2 separate regions of the Homo sapiens genome follow, and region 1 is linked to region 2. A link is an interaction called in ENCODE POLR2A ChIA-PET data of the cell type or tissue named here. Cell type or tissue: OCI-LY7. All regions are shown on one strand. Region 1 overlaps CRISPLD2 (cysteine rich secretory protein LCCL domain containing 2). Region 2 overlaps ZDHHC7 (zDHHC palmitoyltransferase 7).

The links. Peaks named below come from ENCODE experiments on the same cell type or tissue, not always from the same donor. Only the 100,000 strongest peaks of a DNase experiment are listed, where the experiment ranks them.
Region 1: POLR2A ChIA-PET joins it to region 2 with 8 read pairs; 3 of 35 experiments call an interaction of 5 or more read pairs at or near these places.

What each region holds. Positions count from the first base shown.
Region 1 is chr16:84,859,769-84,867,768 of GRCh38, reverse strand. It overlaps CRISPLD2 (cysteine rich secretory protein LCCL domain containing 2), which reads right to left. Exons shown (of 15, transcript NM_031476.4): 7 at 729-872. Among named protein-coding and RNA genes, the nearest start is that of CRISPLD2, 44 kb to the right of the region's middle. In OCI-LY7, no CTCF peak of the experiment used is centred here; a DNase peak (open chromatin) is centred at 3,048; H3K27ac peaks cover 1,507 bases.
Region 2 is chr16:84,972,485-84,980,484 of GRCh38, reverse strand. ZDHHC7 (zDHHC palmitoyltransferase 7) reads left to right here. Exons shown (of 8, transcript NM_017740.3): 5 at 1,200-1,296; 6 at 2,480-2,561; 7 at 3,260-3,390; 8 at 3,966-6,310. The coding sequence ends at 4,142. Among named protein-coding and RNA genes, the nearest start is that of ZDHHC7, 35 kb to the left of the region's middle. RefSeq lists an enhancer at 2,955-4,154. In OCI-LY7, no CTCF peak of the experiment used is centred here; no DNase peak of the experiment used is centred here.

The DNA of each region.
Region 1 (8,000 bases), 110 kb after region 2:
GAAACATCTCCCTTTCTCTACTAAAAATACAAAAATTAGCTGGGCATAGTGGTGGGCACCTGTAGTCCCAGCTACTCAGGGGGCTGAGGCAGGAGAATTGCTTGAACCCGGAAGGCAAAGGTTGCAGTGAGCCGAGATCATGCCACTGGACTCCAACCTGGGTGACAAGAGCGAAACTCCATCTCAAAAAAGAGTTGTAGGCAACTCTGCAATGATCTCAATGTACAGGGAGACCTCAGCTGGCACTGGGTGACCCGTGTTGCTGCAGCTCATCCTCCGGGCAACCTTGATGTGGCATCTCTATCCCCTACTTCATGGATGCGCCAACTGAGTCCAGACCCAGGACCTGGTGAGAAAGGAGTGGAACCTTCCAGAGCCAGGCTGGACGCTGCCTGCCCTCTGCAGGGCCAGCGCTTCCCAGAGGAACCCAACTTCAGCCCAGGTCCCTTTTGAAAGGACAAGGGAAGGTCTAACCTTAAAATACCTGCCTGGGTGTGGGGAAAATGCCACCCAAGCACAAGTCCTATAATGCTCGCTTTTGAAATGACTTAAAAATATCGTTTTTGAAAAACGTCTTATGGTTGTGCCTCCATGAGCTTCGCCGCACCCTGTTTGCCACTGCCTGTGGATTTGCAGACCTAAATCCACTAGCTCCCCTCCTCCACCCACCCCGTCCCCTTTGGAGGTGGCTGGGAGGGCAGGAGGGGCGGAGGACGGCCTAGACTCACTCATGTAGTTGACCGCAGAGGTTTTCTTGGGCTTGGTGGGTCTCATCACCCTCGGTTGGAGCCAAACATGGTTTTCTTCAGGAATGGGAGCCGTTTCCACCTCATTCATCTCGTCCGTTTCAGGTTTTGGAGTGTAGGTTTCTTCTTAACATTGGAGAGGGAGGAAAAAAAATAACACACTGGGATTCAACAAAAACGCACTTTGGGGAAAAAAAAGCAATTTGAAAACTAAACGTGTTTGAGGTTTGGTTTTACAAAGAATCATTTCAGCGGCAAAGAGAAAGTTACATTTCAGAACAGACCTGGCCAGGTGGAATTCTACCAGCCCAGATGAGACGGGGACGCTCTCCGCTCACTGTGTTTGCTTTGGACCCAAGATCAGCCAGGCTGCCCAGAGGTTAGCAGGCCCCACGCCCACACCTGGGTTATCATAATGGTTTCTTGTCCCATCTCCTCCTCCACCTGACCCTCTGCCCCCACGAAGCAACTTCAAGAAGCTGCCTCAGGCCGGGTGCGGTGGCTCATGCCTGTAATCCCAGCACTTTGGGAGGCTGAGGTGGGCGGATCACCTGAGGTCAGGAGTTTGACACCAGCCTGGCTAACATGGCGAAACCCCGTCTCTACTAAAAATACAAAAATTAGCTGGGCATGGTGGCGGACGCCTGTCATCCCAGCTACTTGGGGGGTGCTGAGGCAGGAGAATCGCTTGAAGCCGGTAGGTGGAGGTTGCAGTGAGCCGAGATTGTGCCATTGCAGTCCAGCCTGTGTGACAAGAGCGAAACTCCATCTCAAAAAAAAAAACCAAAAAACAAAACTGCCTCGGCCACTGGCCCAAAGCCATAGTGGACTTGCTGGAAGTCCCCTGTCCCTGGGTTTTCACTGGGGAAGGGGTCTTCCTCATCATGCACACATCACGGTGCACAAGGCCAGCCTCAGTGCTCCTAGACCCCAACTGCACCTCACACCAGCCCACTTCCATCCCTTCTCTCCTCCTGCCAGTCAGGGTCACTTAACCAGCTCAATTGTTGCTTCTGTACTGGAGTTTTACTGTCCAATAATGTCAGACTCAACATGTAGAACTATCCAACTATCCGAAAGAACAATCTTTTCCTTATTCAAGGACATGGTATATTATTATTTCTCCAACTATGACCATGACCCATGTTTTAAAACATTTTAATTAACCAAACACATTGCACTTAATAAACCTGAGTTAGCTTATCTTCCAGTTTTCATCCTGAAAGACAACTACAAACTGCTCACCAGAATCTGCAATCAGGCCACCAGGATACCAATTTGTAAATTCCAGCTAAAGCAAAGACACTGCTATTTTCATTTGCCTGAGCGGCCTGATCAAAGACAAATTCACGAGCATATCTGCTGGGGACACTTAATACCTTTACTTATGGCATGCTCCTCCTATGCCCCAACAGAAGTCTTTGGACCAGAGTTGGAAACCTGTGGCCTCCAAGCTCCCCAAGCAAAAAAGGCAACAGATGTATTTGGGTGAAAACAATTTCAAGGAGAATAACTAGAGCACGCTCGCAGGTCTCTTTGTGGTTTTGGATTAAAATCCAAGTTTCAGGGCCAGGTGTGGTGGCTCATACCTGTAATCCCAGCACTTTGGGAAGCCGAGGCGGGTGGATTGCATGAGGTCAGGAGTTTGAGACCAGCCTGGCCAAGAGGGTGAAACCCTGTCTCTACTAAAAATACAAAAATTAGCTGGGCATGATGGCGGGTGCCTGTAGTCCCAGCTACTTGGGGGGCTGAGGCAGAAGAATTGCTTGAACCTGGGAGGTGGAGGTTGCAGTGAGTGGAGATCGTGCCACTGCACTCCAGCCTGGGCGACAGAGCGAAACTCTGTCTCAAAAAAAAAAAAAAAAATCCAAGTTTCATCAGGTGTTCCTCAATCCCTAAGTCTTAGCTCCACTTCTTAAAATACATGAGCTTTCTTTGCTAAAGGACACAGCAAGTATTTTGTGTCCACACAATACCAAACAGCCAAACGAGGGGCAAATGCCTGACTCCCTGACGCCTTCCTGGGCTGGGGTTCTCCATAGCTGCTTCACTGGCCAATTTCACTACCCTACAACCACCACCCCAGGCTGGTCCTGTCCCACAAGGGGAAGGGACGGGTTTAAGTCAGAAGGTGGGAAGCCATTCTGAGCTCCAATTCTAATCTTGGATGTGCTCACGGGTCACCCTGCACTGTTCCCCAGCAGCTTGCTCGCAACTGTCATTTCCCCACCACCTGCCTCATCCACCAGCTGCGAACCTCCAGAGGCCAGGGGCCAGCCTGCCTCACACCTGGCACCCAGCACACAGCAGCTGCTCAACAAAATTCACAAATGCATGAACTACCAAAACCCCCAGAGAATCCTGTCACCTAAAGAAAAGAGCATATGTCCAGCAACAGAGCTTAAAGACATTCAAAGAGGGAACTCTGAAAGCACCTCTGGTAGCAAAAGCTATGGGTGGAAGCTTCAGGAAGACACCGGGTTTGCAGAGGCTGCCCAGGCGCGTGTCTGTTCTTCCCGTCAATGAGGCTATTCAGGCTTGCCCTCACTGAGAGCGGGAGCTGGCTGGAGAATAAGCCGGGTTTTCTTCCACTGGCCTTTAGGATGTTTAGACCTCATAATCGCAGCTTTATTTAGCCGAAGACAGTTTGGTAAAGCGGTCTAAAGCATTTGAGGACTCTCTATTTAAGAAAATGGGCAGACAGACAGTCCTGGCTCTCACACCCACAAATGAAAAGTAGAAGGCTTTACCCGCAGGATGGGCTGGATCCGAGTACCTCCTAATGAAGACACCTTGTATGGCCCAGCACGGGCCTGGGGAAATTCCGTGCAGAGGTCACGGCAAGGTTATTCTGTGCCCCATTCTGCTCCGGGCCAGGGTCTCAGGGCATTGTTTATGTCACTCTGCAGATTCCCTTCTGGCTCTAAAGCTGGTGACCATGCCCGGAGCTAATGTTCACTGAGCACTGGCCAGATGCTGGCTGGGCCCTCCCCGGCATGCATTTTTCTTTCTTTTCTTTTCTTTTTTTTTCTCTCTCTCTTTCTTTCTTTTTTTTTTTTTTTTTTGAGAGGAAGTTTTGCTCTTGTTGCCCAGGCTGGAGTGCAATGGTGTGATCTCGGCTCACTGCAACCTCCGCCGCCCGGGTTCAAGCGATTCTCCTACCTCAGCCTGGGATTACAGGCATGCGCCACCATGCCCGGCTAATTGTGTATTTTTAGTAGTGACTGGGTTTCTCCATGTTGGTCAGGCTGGTCTCAAACTCCCGACCTCGGTGATCTGCCCGCCTCAGCCTCCCAAAGTGTTGGGATTACAGGCATGAGCCACCGCGCCCGGCCATCCCCAGCATTTTCTTCTGTCAACCTCCCATTTGCCTTCAGAGGCATGATTGGCCACATTTCACAGATGAGGAAGAAGGCTCAGAGAGGGTAAGGGCCCTGCCCAGGCTCGCACAGCTGGGAAGTACCTGGGCTGGGTGTCAAACCACCTTTCCCCAAAGCCTGCGCCTTCTATCACCACACAGGTGGGGGTGAGAGGGGAGAATACCTCTTTTTTTATATCCTTATCCCTGCTCCATCTCCGTTAGAGGTCAAGGCCTTACCAGGCACCCTGGATATGCTCTTGGTAAATAGCTTCTGCAGATAAGCTGCTTCAGAGGAGACTTGCTGCGTGCTTAGCTAGAGAAATTGGGTGTCTGCCAAGGAAAGTTGGATACTTTCTACCAAAAATTTAAAAATAAGTACATGAAGCTATGTTGGTGGAGGTAAACTGGCATCTAAGGTTTCTGTGCACATTTGTTCTTTGAAAATGCCCCTCTGTGGCTATTGGCATATTTATTCAAACAACACATAAGACACCCCTGCCATGTGCCTCCGGAGGCCCTGGAGTGAGCTGGCAGCTGAGACGACAGGACGATCAAGGTTCCCAAGGAGTCTGGGGGTTGATGAACATGGGGCAGGTGCACTGTCTGGCTGTGAAGTCCAGGAAGGCTCCCTGGAGGCGGGGGTCACACCAAGACTGCAACAGGTGATACATGACCCAGACCCAGATACATGGTCTGTCTTAGTGTCCAGATCGCTCCTTCTTCCATCCCCATCCCCACTTAGGATGTCCCCTCTCCCCAGCGGGCAGTCAGCCATGAACAGCTGGCTGGGACAACAGAGGACCTGGCTCCTCAGAGGGTCTGGGACCACTGATCTAGCCCACTTGTTCTTCACTCCAGAACCCACCAGCCTGATCCCACATCTACCCCACCCTTCCCTGCCAGCGGAGCCCACCCAAGTCTCTGCAAGGCCCCTCGGTCATGGCAAGGCTGCCAGTGGAGCCACGTTAAAAAAAAAAAAAAAAAAAAAAGCCTGGGCCACACGAGCATGGTCAGCACCATGGACCAGCCATGCCCCATCGGGGACATAACTTCTGAAAGCCTGAGGAAATATCCCAAGACATGAGAAACGCTTTAGGCACCAGAAACCTGTGTTATTTATAGTAGCAGAAGTGGAAACATCCTAAATGGGAACCAGTGAAGAAATGGTGGGCGGGCATGATGGTGCACGCCTGTAATCCCAGCTCTTTGGGAGGCCAAGGAGGGAGGATTGCTTGGGAGTTTGAGACCAGCCTGGGCAATATAGTGAGATCCCGTCTCTACAAAAAATTTTTAAAATTAACCATGGTGGCATGTGCCTATAGTCCCAGCTACTCGGGAGGCTGAGATGGGAGGATCCCTTGAGGCCGGGAGGTTGAGGCTGCAGTGAGCCAAGATTACGCCACTGCACTCCAGCCTGGGCAACAAAGGGAGGCCATGACTCAAAAAAAAGGTGAACTAGGTAGAAAATCGCACCGCCCCAACAGCTCCAGTTCTGAGAGCTGTGGGAGTGGGGGCGAGAAACCTCTAGCACAGTCAGGGGAGCACCAGCAAGACACATGCATAAAGGGGAGGCCAATGGGGGCAAGGACACAGGAGTAAAGGGTCAAACAGCCCGGGAGGACTGATCCTACCCAGCTGTCCACATTGCAGGTACTTCCCACTAGTGAGCTCATTTGGAATATCACGTTGTTTGCTTTTACTTTCTTGTTCAAATGTCTGTTTTATGTTTTTAGAGTTGGGGTCTCGCTGTGTTGCCCAGGCTGGAGTGCAGTGGCGCCATCATGGCTTACTGCAGCCTCAAACTCCTGGACTCAAGCGATCTTCCCATCTAAGCCTCCCAGGCCACAGCCAGGACCACAGGTGCACGTGACCACACCTGGTTAATTTTCTATTTATTTTTTGTAGAGATGGGTTCTCGCTATGTTGTCCAGGCTGATCTAGAACTCCTGGCCTGTGATGGTTAATACTGAGTGTCAGCTTGACTGGATTGAAGAATGCAAAGTATTGATCCTGGGTGTGTCTGTGAAGGTGCTGCCAAAGGAGATTAACATTTGAGTCAGTGGGCTGGGTCTTGGTGGGCACCATCTAATCAGCTGCCATAGCAGCTAGGATATAAAGCAGGAAGAAAAATGTGAGAAGGCGAGACTGCCTTAGCCTCTCAACCTACATCTTTGTCCCATGCTGGATGCTTCCTGCCCTCGAACATCAGACTTCAAGTTCTTTAGCTTTGGGACTCGGACTGGCTTCCTTGCTCCTCGGCTTGCAGACAGCCTACTGTGGGACCTTGTGATTGTGTGAGTTTAACACTCCTTAATAAACTCCCCTATATATATATATCCTATTAGTTCTGTTGCTCTAGAGAACCCCGACGAATACAGATTTTGGTACCAGGAGTGGTTCTAGAGGAACACAATATTAAGGATGGAGTTCTTTCATTGGTTTTAGGGTTTCTGGAGTTGGCTGCTTAATATGATTAGATCCCAAAATGCTAAGGACTCTACTTCTAATAGTATGGAGAACACTGGGAGTCCTTGGCATGAGCTATTTGGAGAGTTATGCACAATAAATGCATTTGACACTCCTGATTCAGCGCTCCTGAGAGGGGAGTTCAGTGACTCTAGACTGAATACCTCTGACTATATGTGGAGAACCAAGGAACATAATGAAGCTGATTGGTTGCTTCTAAGTTCACCGGACAAAGTGATGAAAGAAAATGATGAACTCAGGGATTCTAACTTCCGGCTTCAGAAGCAGATACTGAGCCTCAAATCTGCTAAGATTATCATGAGTGAGTCTTATCTCCTGTAGAGAAAGAGCTGAAATTGTGGAAAAACAGACACAAGCTCTTCTCATGCAAGTGGCTGACCTGCAATGAAGGTGCATGCACAGACACCTCGCTAGGTGTCTACTTATTAAAGTGAGGGCATTGATTGGAAAAGAATGGGGAAGTGTGGGAGGACCCTGCTGAAGCTAGGGACACTGAGCTTGTAAATGCTGATAAACCTTTTTTGCCAGAAGAAACAGGTTCCCCATCCCCAGTAGTGGCAACGTCTCCTCCCCGACCCACGCTGCGGTCAGCCTTTCCACCTTTGTCTGAGGGGATAAACCCTGCACTGCCTGAGGCGCCTGAGGCAGCTGCCAGGCAAGATAATGCTGATTCTCCTCAGGAGCCAACCCCAACATCCCTGTTTGCTTCTAGACCTATAACTAGACTAAAGTCCTGGCGGGCTGCTAGAGGTGAGGTTCGGAGTGTGACACATGCTACACTCGAAAAGAACTGCTTGAATTTTCAAATGTATATAAGCAGAAATCTGGAGAATAGTCATGGGAATGGATATTAAGGGTGTAGGATAATGGTGGAAGGAACATAGAGTTGAATCAGGCTGAATTTCTTGATTTGGGCCCACTAAATAGGGATTCTGCATTTAATTTAATGTTGCAGCTCAGGGAGTTAAAAAAGGTTCTTCACTGTTTTTATTTGCTTTATTTGCTTGGTTAGCTGAAATATGGATTAAAAGGTGGCCCACTGTGAGTGAACTGGAAATGCCTCATCTCCCTTGGTTTAATGTGGATCCAAAGGCTTAGGGAGATTGGGATGGTAGAGTGGATTAGTCATTTTGGACCTACTCATTCCAGCTGGGAGAATCCAGAAGATATACCCTTGACTAATGCTTTGTGAAATAGATTTGTAAAGGCAGCACCTGCATCTTTGTAATTGCTTTTTTCTGTATGTCAGATCTAACAGTGGGAACCACAGTCACTCAACTACAAAATTTAAATGCAATGGGAATGATTAGATCCCAAGGTGGCAGGGGCCAAGTGGCAGCACTCAACCATCAAAAGTAAGGTGGGCATAGCTACCGTAATGGACAGCAGAGGCAAAGCAGCAATCA
Region 2 (8,000 bases):
TTGGCCAGGCTGGTCTCGAACTCCTGACTTCAGGTGATCCACCTGCCTCGGCCTGCCAAAGTGCTGGGATTACAGGCATGAGCCACCTCGCCTGACCTATGGTATATAAATTATACTTCAATAAATCTGTTGAAGATAAAATGGGAATGTTTTGGAAGTCAGGTGCTGTGGAGGTCGGGCAGGGAGCCAAGGTCAATGAATAAGAAGAAGGTGACGCTATGGGCGGGTGCGGTGGCTCACGCCTGTAATCCCAGCACTTTGGGAGGCCGGGGTGGGCGGATCACGAGGTCAGGAGATCGAGACCATCCTAGCTAACACGATGAAACCCCCATCTCTACTAAAAATAGAAAAAAAAAATTAGCCGGGCATGGTGACTGGTGCCTGTAGTCCCAGCTACTCGGGAGGCTGAGGCAGGAGAATGGCGTGAACCCGGGAGGCAGAGCTTGCAGGGAGCTGAGATTGAGATTGCGCCACTGCACTCCAGCCTGGGCGACAGAGCAAGACTCCATCTCAAAAAAAAAAAAAAAAAAAAAAAGGTGACGCTATGATAGCAAGTCTGCCTGCAGCGAACCTGCTGCCATCGATGTCTGCTTGATGTAATTAAATGGTGCAAGCTTGGACTAAAAAGTAATCGATAATCAAATTAGTTATTTAAAATTGGACATACAGAGTGTTTTGGGCAAAAGTAAAATACAGCTGTTAAAAACAAGACGACTTCATGCCTGGGTGTGTAGTTGATGATTCAAGATGAATATGCAATCCATACTGCATATTCATCAGTGAATATGGATTCAGTGGTAGGAATTATTTGAAGATACAAAGAATGTTTCTCCTTGAGGGTAAAATTTCAGTTTTTGTTTTTTATTGAAATAGACTTGTAAGCTTGCAAAATTAGGAACATTACTGATAGGTGTACATGATCCAGCTCTACTGGGGGAGTGTCTGAGAACTCGTGAAGTATGGCTTAGTTTGACCTTTCGCCCCAAGCTGTTGGTCCATTGAGTATTTTCCTTAGGAAACGGAAGACATTTAATTAAAATGATAAACCTTAAAGGAATATAGTGAGAATGTATGATATTTTTTGACATGTTGTATTAGAATATACATTCTAATTTTCCTCCACCTTTGATTTTATTTGGTTGTGTTACTCTGGTTTCCTCAGAGCATGGAATACTGAAAAATCAAACTCTCCTTTTCAGTATTTGCAAAAGATGTATTCGGAAAATGGATCATCACTGCCCGTGGGTGAACAATTGTGTAGGAGAAAAGAATCAAAGATTTTTTGTGCTCTTCACTGTAAGTAAAAATATTTTTGTATTGAATTTACATTGAATTTGAAATTCTTTAACTGCTTCTTGCCTGGAGCAGAGAAATCTACTAACGTCAGGCCAGTTTCTCTCCAGCCTTTTCTCCAGGATTCAAATTATAATACTGTGCTGTCATTGGCAGGAAGTAGTCCCAATAAGTAATATGTTGCTTGTATTATTTTAGGTGTTCACTGTAATTTAATTCTCTCCCAGATGTCCTCAATCGCTATTGTTTATTAATAATAACAGGAATCTTCCTAAAGTATGTTAGAGTTTATTTCCTTTTTCTTTTCTTTTTTTCTTTTTTTTTTTTTTGAGATGGAGTTTTGCTCTTGTTGCCCAGGCTGGAGTGCAGTGGTGTGATCTCAGCTCACTGCAACCTCCGCCTCCCAAGTTCAAGTGATTCTCTTGCTTCAGCCTCCCAAGTAGCTGAGATTACAGGCATGTACCACCACGCCTGGCTAATTTTGTATTTTTCGTAGAGATGGGGTTTCTCCATATTGGTTGGGCTGGTCTTGAACTCCCGACCTCAGGCGATCCGCCCACCTCGGCCTCCCAAAGTGCTAGGATTACAGTCGTGAGCCACCGTGCCCGGCCGTTTATTTTTTTATAGACGGGGTTTTGCTGTGTTGCCCAGGCTGGTCTTAAACTCCTGAGCTCAAGCCATCTGCCCGTCTTGGCCTCCCAAAGTGCTGGGATTACAGGCGTGAGCCACCATGCCCAGCTATATTTTTCTATAAAATTATTCTACTTGGTCTAATATGATCTTGGGTAGGAAAATGTCAACTGCTGCCATTTAATCCTTCCCTCATTTTTTTCTCTGACAAGATGGAGGTATACACATGATGTGTCATCAGCCTTTGCTCTTAGAAAGACTTGTTTAAGTTACTAACTGGCTGGGTGGATCACTAGAGGTCAGCAGTTACAGACCAGCCTGGCCAACATGGTGAAACCCCATCTCTACTAAAAATGCAAAACAGTTAGCCGGGCATGGTGCTTGTAGTCTCAGCTACTTGAGAGGCTGAGGCAGGAGAATCGCTTGAGTCTGGCAGGCGGAGGTTGCAGTGAGCTGAGACTACGCCGCTGCATTCCAGCCTGGACAACAGAGGGAGACTCTGTTTCTAAAAAAAATAAAAAATAAAAGTGACTAACCAATCTCCCCCTCATTCTAGATGTATATAGCTCTGTCTTCAGTCCATGCTCTGATCCTTTGTGGATTTCAGTTCATCTCCTGTGTCCGAGGGCAGTGGACTGGTAAGTTCCCTGGCTATGTGTCATTCCTGGCTTTGCATGCTGTTATTGGATGAAAGGGGAAAGCTTTAAAGGAAGAACCAGTTTTCCAATTTTGAAGGAAATCATTGCAATTATTTTAGCAATTGAATTTTAAAGAATTTAGTTAAGTTTTAACACCACCATTTTACTAGTATATTGTTGCCCCAAAAGCTTGTGTCTGTCTGCTGGTCAGCTAGCTCGCCATTGTTCAAAGCAGGCTTCACGTTGCTTACGTGAGTGACCGACCCTAAGCAAGTGTAGTGAAAATAGGTGCTCGTTATCCTACCTTAGATATGCAGTGAGGTCTGGACAGGCTCATCCCACCCCAGGGGAACATGGTGAACAGACTCCTGTGAGCACTGCTCACTGGTATGGGTGCACACAACTCTTCTGGTCTGGCTTCATTTGCCATTTAATTCATAAATACAGTGTCAATAGAAACCTCAGAAAATACAGACTCTTTTGAAACCACTGGCCAGGAAGTCATGGTATGAATTTTTGCTTGGAAGGGTGGCCCTCCTCTGCTCCTTGGAGAACAATGAATGTGCCCATTTAGAAAGTGAACAACTTCCCCCTGGAAGCTGGCCAGGGGCTGGCCCTAGAGGATTCTTCTCTGAGCCAAACATTCTGCCACTCGGGGTATTCAGGACCAGTTATAACCAACTTCCTCTTGTCCGCAGAATGCAGTGATTTTTCACCTCCGATAACTGTAATCCTGTTGATCTTCCTGTGCCTTGAGGGTCTTCTGTTTTTCACTTTCACTGCAGTTATGTTTGGCACCCAAATCCACTCCATATGCAACGACGAGACGGTAAGCTTTGTTCTCGGCTGTGTGGACTTCATATGTGGTCCAAGCTTGAGTAAATGAAAAGTCCTAATGTCAACAATAGGTGCCTGTGGACTGACTCGGGAACGTAATGGGACGGTCTTGATGAGCTGCAACCAGCTCCCTGTGTTTGCTGTTTCTTTCATTCTGGGCAGTGCATATTTCTAGTCTCAGTTTGATTTGCAAGTCAGCAGAGCCAGGCAGATTCCCAGCTCCCAGTGCAGTCAGTAAATTTCAGGGAACTGACTGCCTTTAGGGCCTGGCTCTGCAGGCCTGGAGTGGCGCTCAGTAAATGTCTGTACACAGTAACTAACGAGCGACAAATGTTGGTGCCTGGCTGGGAGGGCCATTGTGGTAGTCTGGGCTGGCCACGTGGCTGCAGCCGGGCTGGGCTCACAGAGGCCACGGGGTCTGGATCGGGGCAGAGCTGGGAAGGAGAGTTCACTCACCTACCCTCCATCGAGCCCACACTGTGCTTGAGCACGGTGTGATTCTGAGGCTTGGTGGGGTCTGCCGAGCTTCCTGGAGCCGCTGCCACTTGCTTTTCTTTCTGCTTCCAGGAGATCGAGCGATTGAAAAGTGAGAAGCCCACATGGGAGCGGAGGCTGCGATGGGAAGGGATGAAGTCCGTCTTTGGGGGGCCCCCCTCACTCCTCTGGATGAATCCCTTTGTGGGCTTCCGATTTAGGCGACTGCCCACGAGACCCAGAAAAGGTGGCCCGGAGTTCTCAGTGTGAGGCGTGGCTCATCAGACTGAAACTTGCTCACAGACTTCCAGTTATTTATTTGGGGTCTGAAGGATATCAACAGCTCATCTGTGACCAACAGGGCAACTGGAACCTACACAAACCAATTGCTTGCAGCAAGCAGAGTTTTATATATTTATAGTCACAGATGGCAGAGGAAGAGGCTCTCAGTCCCCACCTGTACAACAACGGAAAGGTGTGTGGCCACACGAAGAAGCCAAACGCCGTGGCCTCCTGCAGAGCTGGGGCTTCTGTGGAGAATACTTCGGGTTATTACATGGGTTATTCAAATCCTGGGTCCTGAGCTGCTGTTTCCAATCATGAAGAAAAACAGTGAATCCAGTGAACAGGGATTCTCCAAGCAGTCATTTCAGGGGGCTCCTGCTGACCCCGCCACTCAGCAGTGCACTCCCCGGATCACAGCAGGGCGTTTACATAGAAAGACGTTTTGGTCTCGATTAGCTCCGATGCTTTGCACTGAAGTTGCAAAAGATCTGTGCACTGAACAGTGAAGGTGGCTTCCGGCACACTCCCCGCTGCCCCGGAAGAGACATCCTTTGACCCTCTCAGCAAGTCTGTGTGTGTGCGTGTCTGTGCGTGTGCGCGCGTGTGTGCATGTGTGTCAAAATTGCCAGTGTTGTTTAGGCAATGTAACATTTACCGGCTGTGTACAGCAAACAAGCTATTTTTTAGAAACCGACGTTTCAGGGAAGAGGGGAGAGAGCCGCGGGGTCCTGCCCGTGGTTACTATGAATGTATTGCTGTTGGAGGACATCTCGATCCAAAGAACAGCCGTTCCTGTGCGGCCCTTCGTTGCCCTCCTGCTTTCATTTTTTAAAGAAATCTTGAGTGCTTGAGGGCCTTGGAACTGATTTTTTTTTTTTGTTCCAGCCAAATTAGCAGTGTATAAATGGCACCTAGGTAAGAGCAGAGCTGCGGCTCGGTGACTTGATACTTGGGGCAGCCCGATGCTGTGTGTGGGGCAGGGGAGGCATCCTTACTGGAGAGGCAGGGCCCAGCCATTGGGCACCTCTGGGAAGGGGAGGGGACCATGAGGCAGCCAGCCCCTGGCAGGGGCGACTGTGCCACCGCAGGCAGCGCTCCAGTCGGGAATGGCCAGGATGGCGCCCTCTTGTTGGAGTTTTTGGTTAGCTTTTACGTTTTCTTCTCCACCCACGGCACAGGTGATAAAATAGGATCCTTGGTGCGGAGCTTAAAATTATGCCAGAAAGCCAACAGCTCCCCTCGTGGGGCCTTGCCTTAAACTTGCCTGGTTTGTACATTTTTTGCCGGACGCATCAAGAAGCAATCTGTGACAAAGTCTGAGGGTCTTCCTTTATGCTTGCCCTCCACACTAAGAGAAGTTGGCGTCTCCCTCCTGGGAATTGTTTTGCCTTTCTGTTCATCTGTGAACTGTTTTTTGTTTTTAATTACTCTGTACCCCATCCGAATCAGGGCTTCTACCACTGCTGATGCAAAACCACAAAGGGACCTACCTGAGCCACCGTCCTAGCCAAGCGAGCAAACCTGCAGGGGGTTTGGAAGTGGACTTGGTCACCGCAGAAGCGTGTGCGCCGTTGGGGGAAGAGCTGCGTCACAGCCAGAGGGACAAAGTGTGGGTGATCCTGGAGACGCCAGTTTCCGAGATTGTTCTGCATATTCATTTGCACATTGTTGTCTGGGTTGGACATGCGTGTGGGCTTCAGTGTGAGGCTTTTAATATGTATATCCTGTTATCAATAAAACAATTATCCAAGTGGTTGAATCCTGTGAGACTTGGCAAGTGTGTGCAAATCAAGTATACTTGACTTTTCAACCTCTTCTTTCAATGTAACTTTTATATGAAATAAAGTAATCAATTAACAGTTCTCAAATGGCTTCCAAAGCGCCCGTTCTTCCTGGATGGTGGTGTTTTCAGGGGGTGCCTTTCCGTGCTTCGTGGGCCCAGCCCCAGGCTGTTAAGGTCACTCCCAAACAGTTTCCAGAAACTCTAAATGCTTTTGTGCCCATGACAAGTGACCTGGGCACTCAAGCGCGACTCACAAATGTTGCCCAGTGAGTACTGTTGCTTGTTGAATGTTTAATTCGACTCCCATCGTTTTACTTAGTCCTTTTTTTAGTGCACGTTGAAATAAAAACAATGTTTCAAAATCTCCACAGTTCAGAATCTCAAGTACCTACAATTTGATTTTAATTCATTCAACAAATTTGTCTAACATTTGCACTGAGGGAACCAAAATGCCCACTTACCTTCCAGAGGCCAGATGGTCAGTGTGTGCCGCAGCCCTGCCTCGCTTACCTTTCAGAGGCCAGATGGTCAGTGTGTGCCGCAGCCCTGCCTCGCACGTGCTGTGCCTTGGGGCTCCTGGTGGCATTCCAGACACGCGGAAATGAGAAGGAGACTCGAACACGGAGGCGCACACCTGAGCCGGGCGGCTGCATGGGCAGCAGCCCTCCAGCTTGTGTTTGTGGCTCTGCCGAATTTTGCTGCAATATTATTTGTATTCCTTATATTAGATTGTTATGTAGGCTCATTGTATAGAAGGATGACGCTTGCATTAAAACAAAACAAAAATATCCTCCAAATAGGAAGGTGGCTAAATCCTATCTTCTATTGTACATGAACTTGGCTTGGGTATGGAAGCAGGGGAAAATAGCTTGAAGGGTAGCCTGGGAGCCGCACACAAAAAGCAGGGTGCCCATAAAAAAAAGCACAAGCGCCCTACAGCATCTCCTGAGGAGCCTGTTTAAAACCGCAATGCCCCTCATCCAGCTGCTAATTTTAGCCAAGACAACCTGAAGACGCCAAGGGAAAATTGGTTTTCCGTGTGGCTGGTTCTGGGCGCTGAAAGCTGAGCCAATCTCTGAGCTCTAAGAGAGCGAGTAGCTCAGCGGTCAGGCCCGACAGGCCCATGCAGGCGGCTTCCCAAAAGGGCCAGCAAGTTTCCGAAGAAAGTTCTAGGCACAGCACATCTGCAGTCCAGAGAACTCCGGGTTTCCTGCCTGCTCTCCCCTCCCCATTCACCGAATATATGTGCGTCCCACGTTTCGTACATGATCAAGTTTAGTTGTGATGACTGAATACTTTGCTGCTAAACCAGATAGGGGCCTCTGATTTTTTGGTCCAACTTTTTGCTTTTACAGAGGTGAAGCTGCCTCGTGTGCCTGTTCCAGCTGTCGCTGAGTGCCTGCACCCCAGCCAGCCTCTGCCACGGGCAGCATCTGCACCATCTCCCCCATTCCCTGCTGAGAGGGCCTGGCTTCTGCAGGGTTGGTGGGTTCAATCTTCTGGGTCCCAGGGTCTACACCTTCCAGATCCTTCCAGTGGTATAACCGCTCCCTGAGAGTTGCTGGAGAAGGGGTGCCTTATTCTTCAAGTTTCCGGTATTTTGGCTCACCTAAAAATACCTTATTCTGCCTCACCTTTGGTTGATGGCGTAGCTAAGTACTTTTCACTCAGCCTGTTGGAGACACCACCCCACCATCTTCTGGCTCCCAGAGCAGCCATGGAGAGCCCACACTCTCCTGGCCCCTGTGCTGTGTGACCTAGCTTTTTTTTTTTTTTTCTTTTTTGAGATAGGTTCTTGCTCTGTCACCCAGGCTGGATCTCAGCCCAGACTGGAGTACAGCAGCGTGATCTCAGCTCACTGCAACCTCCACCTCCTGGACTCAAGCAATTCTTGTTCCTCAGCCTCCTGAGTCACTGGGACTACAGGCCCTTGTCACCACGTCCAGATAACTTTTTTGTATTTTTGGAAGAGACAGGGTTTCGCTATGTTGCCCAGGCTGGTCTCGAACTCCTGACCTCAAGTGATCCGCCCACCTCGGCCTCCCAAAGTGCTGGGATTA